Regions from separate parts of the Homo sapiens genome. Here all the other regions are linked to region 3. Evidence: chromatin contacts called from ENCODE Hi-C or POLR2A ChIA-PET data. All regions are on one chromosome and are shown on one strand. The core of a region is the stretch at or near the end of the contact, and the rest is flanking DNA. Distances in the headings are between cores, read along the strand shown. Region 1 overlaps LOC105370504 (a long non-coding RNA gene). Region 2 holds the start of DLGAP5 (DLG associated protein 5). Region 3 holds the start of CDKN3 (cyclin dependent kinase inhibitor 3).

Region 1 (3,318 bases), core at 537-3,036, 780 kb after region 3:
GAATATTTCATTCACCCCCAAATTTGACAGTTTGACAGGATGATCCCAGCATCTTCTTTTCTATCATGACCTGAGGGCTGAAAGCTCAGATGAAGTGAGGCAGGTGCCATAACTGAGCCGAAGGAAAATCCAGCCTCATCTCCCACTCCCCTCACCACACAGACCTCTAGGGATTCCTCTCTCCTATTCAACATTTCCCCATCAAGAGGCACTGAGTTACACAGCTGTTGCTTAAGAGAGACAGGAAATAAAGGAGGAGGAGCTCTGGCCCTTTGACTGACTTAGTGATGGAGAGTCAAAGGCCATCAAAGTGCAGCTGCACAGTCCATTGGCATGGCCATGGTACTGTTGCAGTCCATCCAAGTGGATCCCATGAAGGCTCTCCCTTGATGGATTTCCCCTTAGCGACACTCACTTTTATTCTCTACTTGAGTCAGTTTCTGACACCCGTCACAGAGACTGTGGCAATGTTATTAACATATTTATGCTTGATGGCCTTTTCTTCTAGGAAGTCTTCCTGCTAAGCTGGGGTTACGTACCCTGTTGTCATGCTCTCCTGGCACCTTTCTTCCCATCCCAGCACTGCTTTTACTTCCTGCAATAGCCATACCTATCTGCTTCCCTCTGGGGCCCTAGACTCCATGAGAGCAGAGAATGCACCTACCCACTTCACTTCACTATTTAAAGATCTCAGTAAGTTCTTCTAGATCATCCTAGAAATCACTGGAGACACCTCTGGGAAAAGAAGAGTGGTGTGGGAGAGGCAAACTTTGTGTAGGAGAGGCCCCCCTGATGGGGGATGAAAAGGGAAATGCCCCAGCCTCACAGCCAGCTGGGCACCTCACTCAAGTGAATTTCCCTAGAAACCCCAGTGGGTCCTCATGTGGAAAGTGTGGCTGGTGTGATGATAGAAAATGGCAAATGATCTTTCCCTCAAAAAGGCAAAGGAAAGGGAGGTAGCACGTTAAGCATCAATGCCAAGATGTAACCCACAATAATTACAGTTCAAGAAAACCTGAACTTGGAAAATTTTGATTAAAAAAAACCCTACATGTACAATCTTACTTCATATCTGTTTTTCTTTCTAGTTACGTTGGATTTTCAATTTAAAGTACATTTAAATGGACATTTTAAAAGGCAGAAGGAGCAAATTCACACAACTCCCCCAGCAGCTTGCCCATGGGATTCATCATGGGGAGAAAGCCTGGCTGATCCTGGGCTTTCTGAAGAGGTGGGCTGTCCACTTGTCACCCCATATGAAGATGCTCTGCTTTTATGTGAGTTCAGCTCTATCAAACTATGAGCATATGTTTCAAAAAAAAAAAACTATGTCTTTTAAGGCATAGTAAAGACAGCTGAAACATTCTTTCTCTCCCTCCAGAAACCTAGGAATGAATTCCTCACCACTAAGGCAGAGTCCAGGAGAGAAAAGGCAACCAGCCAGAGAGGAAAAGGGAATCCAGAGAGAGCCGATCAAGTCAGGCCAAGTTAATAACAGACCTGCAAAGACCAGCCTCCAAGACTCTAACCTGCAGCCATGGGGAAATCCCAAAGAACCTGTCTCTTTAATTTTTTTTTCCCTGAAAAATATTATCTGGAGCTCTTCCTCTAAGTCTCTCGGCACCCTGATATTTGGGATAATTGCACCCACTGCTCTTAAGCTTGGGTGCTAAAATCCCCTCCTGGAGTTGAGTTTTTAAAGGGAGCAGATTTAAAGCTGTCAGCAGTAGAGGAGAGAAGGCCAAATTGCTCTCATGCTTGAGCCTGTGGCCCAATTTGTTTGTAATTGGATTGGTATGCAGGGAAGATAGAGCTGTCTGGGGGAAATGCTACATGATTCCCTTTAGTAGAGGATACTACTGATGCTGCTCATAGCCCAGCGCCAGATCCCAACTAATGAGGGAGGGCAGTGAGACCCTAAACGCAGAGGAGAAGGGCCAATTCCATGTATTCACCAGGTAAAAGGACAGCAGGGGATGCCCTTCACCAAATTTAACCCAGAAATCAGAGCATACATTGCAAGGTTTGTGTGCAAAGTTAGGGAATGTGGGCCAAGGAGGAAGCTTGGATGACAGAAGGGAGGAGAAGATGAAGCTGGACAGGATTCCAAGAGTCTAATAGCAGCCCTTTACCAGGAGAACTTTTTTTTTAATAAAATGAAATTGCTGCAACTTCCATTGCCTTCTCAGTTGAGTCTACATGGCCCAATTGTCAGCCAATAATATAAATTCCATCTGCAGGCCATCGCCAGCTGCAGAGCCTGAAAAATGTAGGCTTGGGGAGAAAGAGATTTAGTTCTACTCTCGGTTTTGCTACATACCATTTATGAAACTTTGGCAAGATACTTAACCCAATTGAAGCTCAGTCTTCTGGTCTGTAAAATGAAAATAATAACTCCTATGAGAATGCTGACTTAAAGGGATCTTGAAAGTCTGAAGAGCCATATTGGGTAAAATTCATGGTCAATCAGCATTATCCCCCCCCACCTTTATATATGTTCCCCTTTATCTCAGGCACCAGAAGCCTGGGAACTACATATCCCAGATTTGCTTTCCACCAAGGTTCTGAATTTGACTTACATTTGACAATGAAATTCATTTGTGAGATATCTGTAAGGGGAAAGAGAGCAAGAGATGCCTCTTCCTCTGTCAATGGTGGTGGTGGTGACTTGAGTATGAGCTCCCACAGATGTGACCAACATAGTAGCTGGCTGGTCACCTCTAGGCACCAGCTTCAAGGCTGTGGGCCAGTTATTATTTCCTGACCTCAGGTGGCAACCTGTGTGACATAACCTGAAAGCTAAGAGTAATCCACCTTACTTTCTTGGTTCTAGTCTTTTCCACAGCATAGTACTTTCTTGGTTCTAGTCTTTTCTGCAATGTAGTAAGCACTCATATTTGCTTTCTATTCCTATTTGTTTCAGGCAATGGAAGGCAATGGAAGTTGCAGCAATTTCATTTTACTAAAAAAATTTATATAGCAAATTATCACAAACTTAGCACCTTAAAACAACACTTATCACACACTTCCGTAGAGCAGGTGAGCTCAACTTGGTTCTCTACTCTGGGTTCTCACAGGGCTGAAATCAAGGGGTCAGTCAGATTGAGCTCTTATCTGGAGGCGCTGGAAAGAATCTACATCCAAGTTCATTCATGTGGTTGGAAGAATTTACTTCCTCCTGCTTTTAGGACTGACATTCCCCTTTCCTTGCTAACATCAACCAGGGGCCTCTCTCAACTCCTTAAAGCCACCTACGTTCCTTCCCACAAGGCCTCCTGCATCCTCCACGTGGAGTCCTTCTCACAACATCACAGCCAG
Region 2 (3,363 bases), core at 83-2,582, 790 kb before region 3:
CTGCTTGGCAATTCCTTACAAAGTTAGACATGGGTGACGGCACCCGCCTATAGTCCCAGCTATTCAAGAGGCCAAGGCTGCAATGAGCTATGATTGTGCCACTGCTCTCTAGCCTGGGGGACGGAGAGACCCTGCTTCTAAAAAAAAAAAAAAATTTTAAGTTAAACATACCCAGAATGACCCAGAAATTCCACTCCTGTATTTCCTCAAGATAAATAAAATATGCCCACAAGGACTTGTACGAGAATGGTTATAGCAACTTTGCTCATCATCACCAAAAATTGAAAGCAATACAAATCCATCAACTGGTGAATGCATAAAGTATTCAATGGAATGCCTCTCAATAACAAACACTACTAACTTCTGGTTCACGCAGACCCAAAAGAGTACCTATCACCTTCATTTTTATAGTGCTAGAAATAAGAGGAGTGGTTGCTGATGTGGTGGGAGATGGACAGGAAAGAAACAGGCCACTCTTCTGAGTGATGGAAATGCTCTACGTCCTGATTGGGTGGTAGTTACACAGCTGTTTACATTTACCAAACTCATCAAATTGTCCACTGGGGGGGAAAAACTATTATTTTCACTGTATACGAAAACTTCGCCTCAACAAAAAATGAACTAAAAAAGAAAAAAAAGGGGAGGGGGGCTGGCGACGTTGAAAAGTAACGCTAAACTATGTAAGGATTTGATAATTGGGGTAAGCCTTTTCTTTAAAACGTCTAGTAAAGAAAACATTCCAAGAAGGTCTGCTAGATTCTGTGACTAAACAAGGACATTAAAAAGCCCTGAATCCAGCTTGGTCAACGTAGTGAGGCCCTGTCTCTACGGAATTTTTTTAAAGTTAGCCAGGCGTAGTGGTGCGCGCCTATAGTCCCAGCTACTCGGGAGGCTGAGGTGGGAGGATGGTTTGAACACAGCAGCTCAAGGCTGCAGTGAGCAGTGGTCGGTGCCCACTATACTCCAGCCTAAGGGACAGAGACCTTGTCTCAAAAAAAAGAAAAAAGAAAAAAAAAAAAAGCCTTGCGAGCTCTGGGGGAGATTTCCCGCAGCCCAGCTTTGCCAGGGACCCAGCCTCACCCCTCGGGCTCCACCGCCCACTCCCGCCCTTCACCTGACGTGAGCGCCCCGACTGCTCCACTCCTTCTCATCCCGCGTCGCGGTCCCGCCTATTTTCCCTCTCTCACCCATCTTTTGAACTGGCCCTTCACCTTTCAATCAATTCAAATATCGCACGGAGCAAACCAATCGCAAGCCTCGTTGAGTGGAAGGGGTGGGATCTTCCCCGGAAGTGTTGGTTAAAGCCCCTCCAATCAGCGGCTCGGTGCGGCAAGTTTGAATTTCGTGGAGGCTCGGGTTGTGAGGGTTCCTGCTTCGGAGTCGGCGGTGGTCGTCCAGACCGAGTGTTCTTTACTTTTTGTTTGGTTGAGGTTTCACGCTAGAAGGTGGCTCAGGTAGGTGGGTGCTGGAGAGCTGGACGGAGAACACTGGCCCGCTTCCGTTGAAGGTCTAGAAGGGTCTGAGGACCGGGGGCTGCGAGCGGGAGCAAGTCAGAGGCAGGCTCCTTTAGGACCGTGTTACCTGCCCTTCCCGAAGCTGATAATGCGAGCCTTTAGAAGAGTCCATATGTTTGCCCTGACCTCTGTAATAGTCAGCGTTTCACCACCGGGGCGTAATTGACCTTTGGGGTGAAACTGTTCTTCACTAGCTCCGACATTAAATTCCCGTAGCTCTTCCCAGGTCCCATGGCAACTAAAAACGCCCGGTTGAGAACCTCTAGTCAAGCAAGATTAACGCATTCTGGACTTTCAAGCTGGAGGAAACGCCACTCAGCCAAACAAAATTTAGGTGTGTGTGGAGCCAGGGCTGCCTTGCTTGGGATCCCAGCTTCACCACCTTTTAGATATGCTAATGTGAGCAGTTAATTGACCTCATCTGTATGAGAGCGATAATAGTTAACTACCTTTCAGGGTTATTCTGATAATTGTACCTTTAATGTTGTCCTCGCTCGCTCTTTCTCTTGCTGTGGATAGTGCTATCCTGTATTTAATACATAAGTCTTAATTTTTCTTCAATCTTTAGCGAATTAATATTGCAGGAGATAAATAGTAGAAGACAGTTCTTTATGAAAAGCACAGTCCATTGTCACTTTCCTTGGGTCTTAGAGGAGAATGTTATTAGCATGCAGGTCAGACAGATTCTCGTTTTTTATATTTTGTTGATTGCTTAGAATCATGTAACAATGTATTGCATTACTTGTGCCAATTTTTCTATTATCTGGAGTTTTCTAGTGGATTTAGTTAATTCTTGTTGAAGAATATACCATAGTGTGTCTATCACAGAGCCTCCCCCTTACCTTTTTTTGTTTTTGTTTTTTAACTGCCAAGACTTCTGAGAATCAGTATCCTTTCTCCAGTTTGGCTTGGTAGTTCTCTATACCAGCTACACAGGTGACCCCCTCAAACTTTCTAATTTTCTTTGTTCTCCCTAGTTGGATCTACTGACGTCGTCTTTATTGTCCTCTTTTGTTTTGCTTGAATACATTCTCAAAGATCTTTCCAAGAAAAAGGCATGTGCCAATTAAACTATATGATTTTGTGCGTGTGTGTGTGTGTGTGTGTGTGTGTATGGCTTTTCTTTTTTAAAATTTATAGAGACGGGGTCGTGTTATGTTGCCCAGGCTGGTCTCAAACTCCTGGGCTCAAGCAGTCCTGCCTCGACCTCCCAAAGTGGTAGGATTACAGGCCTAAGCCACCGTGCCGGCCTAAACTGTATGATTTCTTGTATGGATGAAAATAATGGAGCAAACTGATAGGGTTATTGTGAACTATATATTTGGTCTTGTTCTGTTTTCTGGCAAACAACTACTAAAATCCTTGGAGTCTTCAAAGTGGTACCTTTTTGTATGCTAATGATTGACTGATAGCTGGATGCCTCTAAATAGCTTCAGGATTGGGGCTGGTCACTAGACAGACCAAGGCAGGATTTCTCGAGAGTTGGCATTTTCAGCCCCACCTCACAACCTCTGGGGAGGGGAGAGGAGCTGAAGGTTGACTTGATCACCAGTGGTCAATGATTTAATCACTCATGCTTATGTAATGAAGCTGCCATAAAAACCAAAAAAAAACACCTGTGTTTGGAGAGCTTCTTAGGTGAATACATGAAGGTTCCTAAACAGTGGTGCTACCTGAGAGAGCATGGAAGCTCCTTGTTCCTTTCCACATACTTTGCCCTGTGCCTCTCTATCCAACTCTATCTGTATCCGGTTGCCTATTGATTATCCCTATATGACTAATAGGTACCTGGTGTGGGGTTTTTGTTTGTTTTTGGTTTTCTTTTGGCTTTAGAAGAAATGTTAGACTA
Region 3 (3,278 bases), core at 149-2,648:
ATCCCAAGAAAGAAGGAAAGAAAAAGTTGAGATACTGGTGTTCAGTTCCTTCCAAACTCGGGGATCAGATAACTCAATGGGGACAGGTGGAGAAAGAGGCCAGGAGTGAAGGACAGCTGATGTCCCTCCACATGGCAACATAGGGATTAGCAATTGTAAGCACCTAATGCTCTTTCTAGCTCTGAAGCTATATTCTACAACGGTCTTGGTACTAGAAGATCACAGGACGGCTAATTTAGGCTACGGACTTTTTTTTCTTTCTTTCTTTTATCTTGAGATAGGGTTTTGCTCTGTCGCCCAGGCTGGAGGGCAGTGGCGTGATATCCGCTCACTGCAACCTCTGCCTCTTGGGTTCAAGCTATTTGCGTGGCTCAGCCTCCCGAGTAGCTGGGACTACAGGCGTGCACTACCACGCTCAGCTAATGTTTGTATTTTTAGTAGAGACGGGGTTTCACCGTGTTGGCTAGGCTTGTCTCCAACTCCTGGCCTCAAGTGATCCGCCCGCCTTGGCCTCCCAAAGTGTTGGGATTACAGGCGCGAGACACCACCCGGCCCTAGGCTATGGATTTCTGTTGCTTTGGCTCTATCTGAAGTATTATAATCAACTGCACCCAAAGGAAAGGCTTCCAGTAGGTTGTCAAGCCGGGCAGTAGGAAATATGGGTTAGGTGGGGGATCTTCAGCTCCTTGCCTGCATCTGTTTTTTCTTTAAAGCAACTTTGATGATTCATATTTCAAATTTGTGTGGCCCATTCACCAGGTTTATTAATCCTAACAGAGCTGGACGTTTCTGCTTCCCCAGGCCCTGTGATTCTGAACGTCACGGGAAAAGAGCAGCATTGCCAGGTGGCCCTGGGGCATGGTGACAGCGGTGGTGTCGCCCACAAGCCGCGGCGTGGCATTCGTACTCAAGGTTTCCCCAGGCCCTGTGGGCGCAGGTAGCGCCCGGCCACCCTTCGGGGCTGGGGTATCGCGCCCACTCATCGCTGACACTCAAGCTCTTCGGCTCGGTTTCCTCGGTACAACGAGGCTCGGCCCTCTTTGGCTGGGCGGCTGGGAGGCTTATGAGACCCCGCAGGGGACAGGTGACAGCCCACAGCAGGTGCACAGCGAATGTCCGTCTTTCCTTCGTCGGCCACCGACCCTGCTCCTTCGTCTCTCGTGCCCGTGCTGGGCCCGTGCGAGTCACCTCCCCGACCCGCAGAACGGTTACGGCGCCAGTCGCACTGCTACCAGGCTAGGGCTGCCCTCCGGCCCAGGATCGGGTCCCCGGGACCGCTTGCGTCCCTGCCGCCTCGCTCCTCCAAACCCCAGCACGTCCGACTCACCGGCTTCATCGCTGGCCGCCCCACGTCGAGACCAGTGCCGCCTCCCTCTGCAGCGCCGGCGACTCACCGGTGCCCCGGCCGAGCCCGCGCCCCGCAGCTTAGCTCACTGGTTCGTCCTTCTGTGAGGTGGGCGCGGCGTCTTCCAGCAACCAATCAGATCCGCTTCTGGTTTCTTACTCCGCCTTTGGGTGGCCGAAGACTCGGCCTCTAATCGCTGACTGGTTCCTAGAAGACCTTTGAAAGACGCGCGGGAGGCGGGCCCTGTGGGACGTTGATTGGCTGGGAGGGCGCCCTCCTCCCGCCAGTTGGGAGAGTGCAGGGGGCGGAGGCGGGGCGGAAGAGTCAGAAGGCGGCCCTAGCGCTTGGGGGACGCTGGAAAGCTTTGCTTCTTGATGGCAGGATGTCAGCGTGGTCCATACGGTTGGGAGGTGATTTTTTTTTTTTTCTTGAGACGGAGTTCGCTCTTGTTGCCCAGGCTGGAGTGCAATGGCGCGATCTCGGCTCACCGCCACCTCCGCCTCCCGGATTCAAGCGAGTCTCCGCCTCACCCTCCCGAGTAGCTGGGATTACAAGGATGTGCCACCAAGCCTGACTAATTTTTGTATTTTTTGTAGAGACGGGGTTTCTCCATGTTGGTCAGGCTGGTCTCGAACCCGGGTTGGGAGTTTTTGTGTTTGTGACGGAAGTCTTACTATGTTGCCCAGGCTGGCCTCGAACTCCTGTCCTCAAGCAATCCTCCCGCCTTAGCCTCCCTTGTAGCGGCTACGGTAGGGAGTTTTTGTTTCTTTAAGTTGTATTTTTATTTTTTATTTTTTAAGGGCTCAGGGAAGCACTGTATTGGATCGTCACATGAAAAACATCACATAGACTTTGTAATTATATCTAGACATACAAATACTAGGGAAAAAACTAAAAATTTAGAGTATAAACATATTTTATATGCTTGAAGTTTTAGTTTATCGTTCCAGAAACTAGACAAGTTACAGTGTAGATCAATATTCCTGTCCCCCAAATATGAATTAAATTATATTGTGTGAAAGGGAAATTATAAAATGCCAGGTAAGATAGGTCTAAGGGCCAGTGTGTCTACATAATTAGCTGTAATCTTTTAAAAATGTGAGTATTTCTCCGCCTTCTCCAGTCCCCATTTAACTAGCCATGGGAAAGGAAGTCGCCTGGAGCAGATCTGAGAAAAATATGCAGAAATTTCAACCCCTGATTCATGTTGTGAAAGCCAATGGGTATAGAGCTATTAGAAGGAATTCCTTAGTAAAGAAGGTACCACAGTTTGATTTAGAGACTGTATTAGCTAGTCATGGTTGCCCAGAGATAAAGAATGAATAGGATGTGTATATATGGATATAGAAACAGATTTATTTTAAGGAATTGGCTCCTGTGCTTGTGGAAGCTTGGAGAGTCCAAAATCTGATGGGGGGAGGCCAGTGCGCTGGAGACTCAGGAAAGGCTGTACTTCGAGTCCAAAAGCTGTTGTAGAACAAAGAAGAGCCAATATTGCATGTAAAGTCTGAAGGCTGTCTACTGGCAGAATTACCCCTTGCACAGGGCAGGGTCAGCCTTTTGTTGTATTCAGCTCGTCAACTGATTGGATGAGGCCCATCCATATTATGGATGGCAGTCTGCTTTACTCAACGTTTCCCAATTTAATGCAAATCTCATCCAAAAACACTTTCACAGAAACATCCAGAATAATGTTTGTCCAAATAACTGGGCACCATGGCCCAGTCAAGCTGATGCACAAAATTAACCATCCTAGACACCCACAGAGATTTTCCATACTCGGGAAATCCTTTTAGATCTGTGCTGTTCAATATGGTGACCATATTGGCTGATTATCTCAGGCCAAATTAGAAAACAAAATCAAATCAAAGGCCAAATTAGAAAACAAAATTTTTGTGTGAACTCAAGGGCTACTTGGGAAATACTGCTCTCT

What was found. A loop is a pair of places that touch in the nucleus more often than their neighbours do. ChIA-PET counts read pairs that join two places held with the same protein, here RNA polymerase II (POLR2A). Pooled maps may share reads with other maps.
Region 1: a map of OCI-LY7 shows a loop between it and region 3 (2.7-fold over the local background). The contact joins the enhancer-like site here to the promoter of CDKN3 in region 3. A Hi-C loop is called at or near these places in 2 of 168 maps with a recorded cell type or tissue (B cell and OCI-LY7), 9 of 37 single-sample maps with no recorded cell type and 5 of 50 pooled maps. POLR2A ChIA-PET finds 5 or more read pairs at or near these places in 2 of 52 experiments (HepG2 and activated CD8-positive, alpha-beta memory T cell).
Region 2: a map of CD8-positive, alpha-beta T cell shows a loop between it and region 3 (27-fold over the local background). The contact joins the promoter of DLGAP5 here to the promoter of CDKN3 in region 3. A Hi-C loop is called at or near these places in 3 of 168 maps with a recorded cell type or tissue (CD4-positive, alpha-beta T cell, CD8-positive, alpha-beta T cell and naive thymus-derived CD4-positive, alpha-beta T cell) and 8 of 50 pooled maps.

Annotation. Positions count from the first base shown.
Region 1 is chr14:53,618,624-53,621,941 of GRCh38, reverse strand. All of the region lies in intron 2 of LOC105370504 (a long non-coding RNA gene), which reads right to left. Among named protein-coding and RNA genes, the nearest start is that of LINC02331, 230 kb to the left of the region's middle. RefSeq lists a silencer at 249-318. Within about 2 kb of position 1,786, at least 2 of the 41 ENCODE cell types and tissues checked have a DNase peak (open chromatin) inside an H3K27ac peak, as active enhancers do.
Region 2 is chr14:55,189,554-55,192,916 of GRCh38, reverse strand. DLGAP5 (DLG associated protein 5) reads left to right here and starts at 1,332. Exons shown (of 19, transcript NM_014750.5): 1 at 1,332-1,454. It overlaps LOC105370508 (a long non-coding RNA gene), which reads right to left and starts at 1,244. Exons shown (of 2, transcript XR_943888.3): 1 at 1,115-1,244. RefSeq lists enhancers at 1,036-1,588, 1,589-2,142.
Region 3 is chr14:54,395,127-54,398,404 of GRCh38, reverse strand. It overlaps CDKN3 (cyclin dependent kinase inhibitor 3), which reads right to left and starts at 1,398. Exons shown (of 8, transcript NM_005192.4): 1 at 1,328-1,398. The coding sequence starts at 1,336.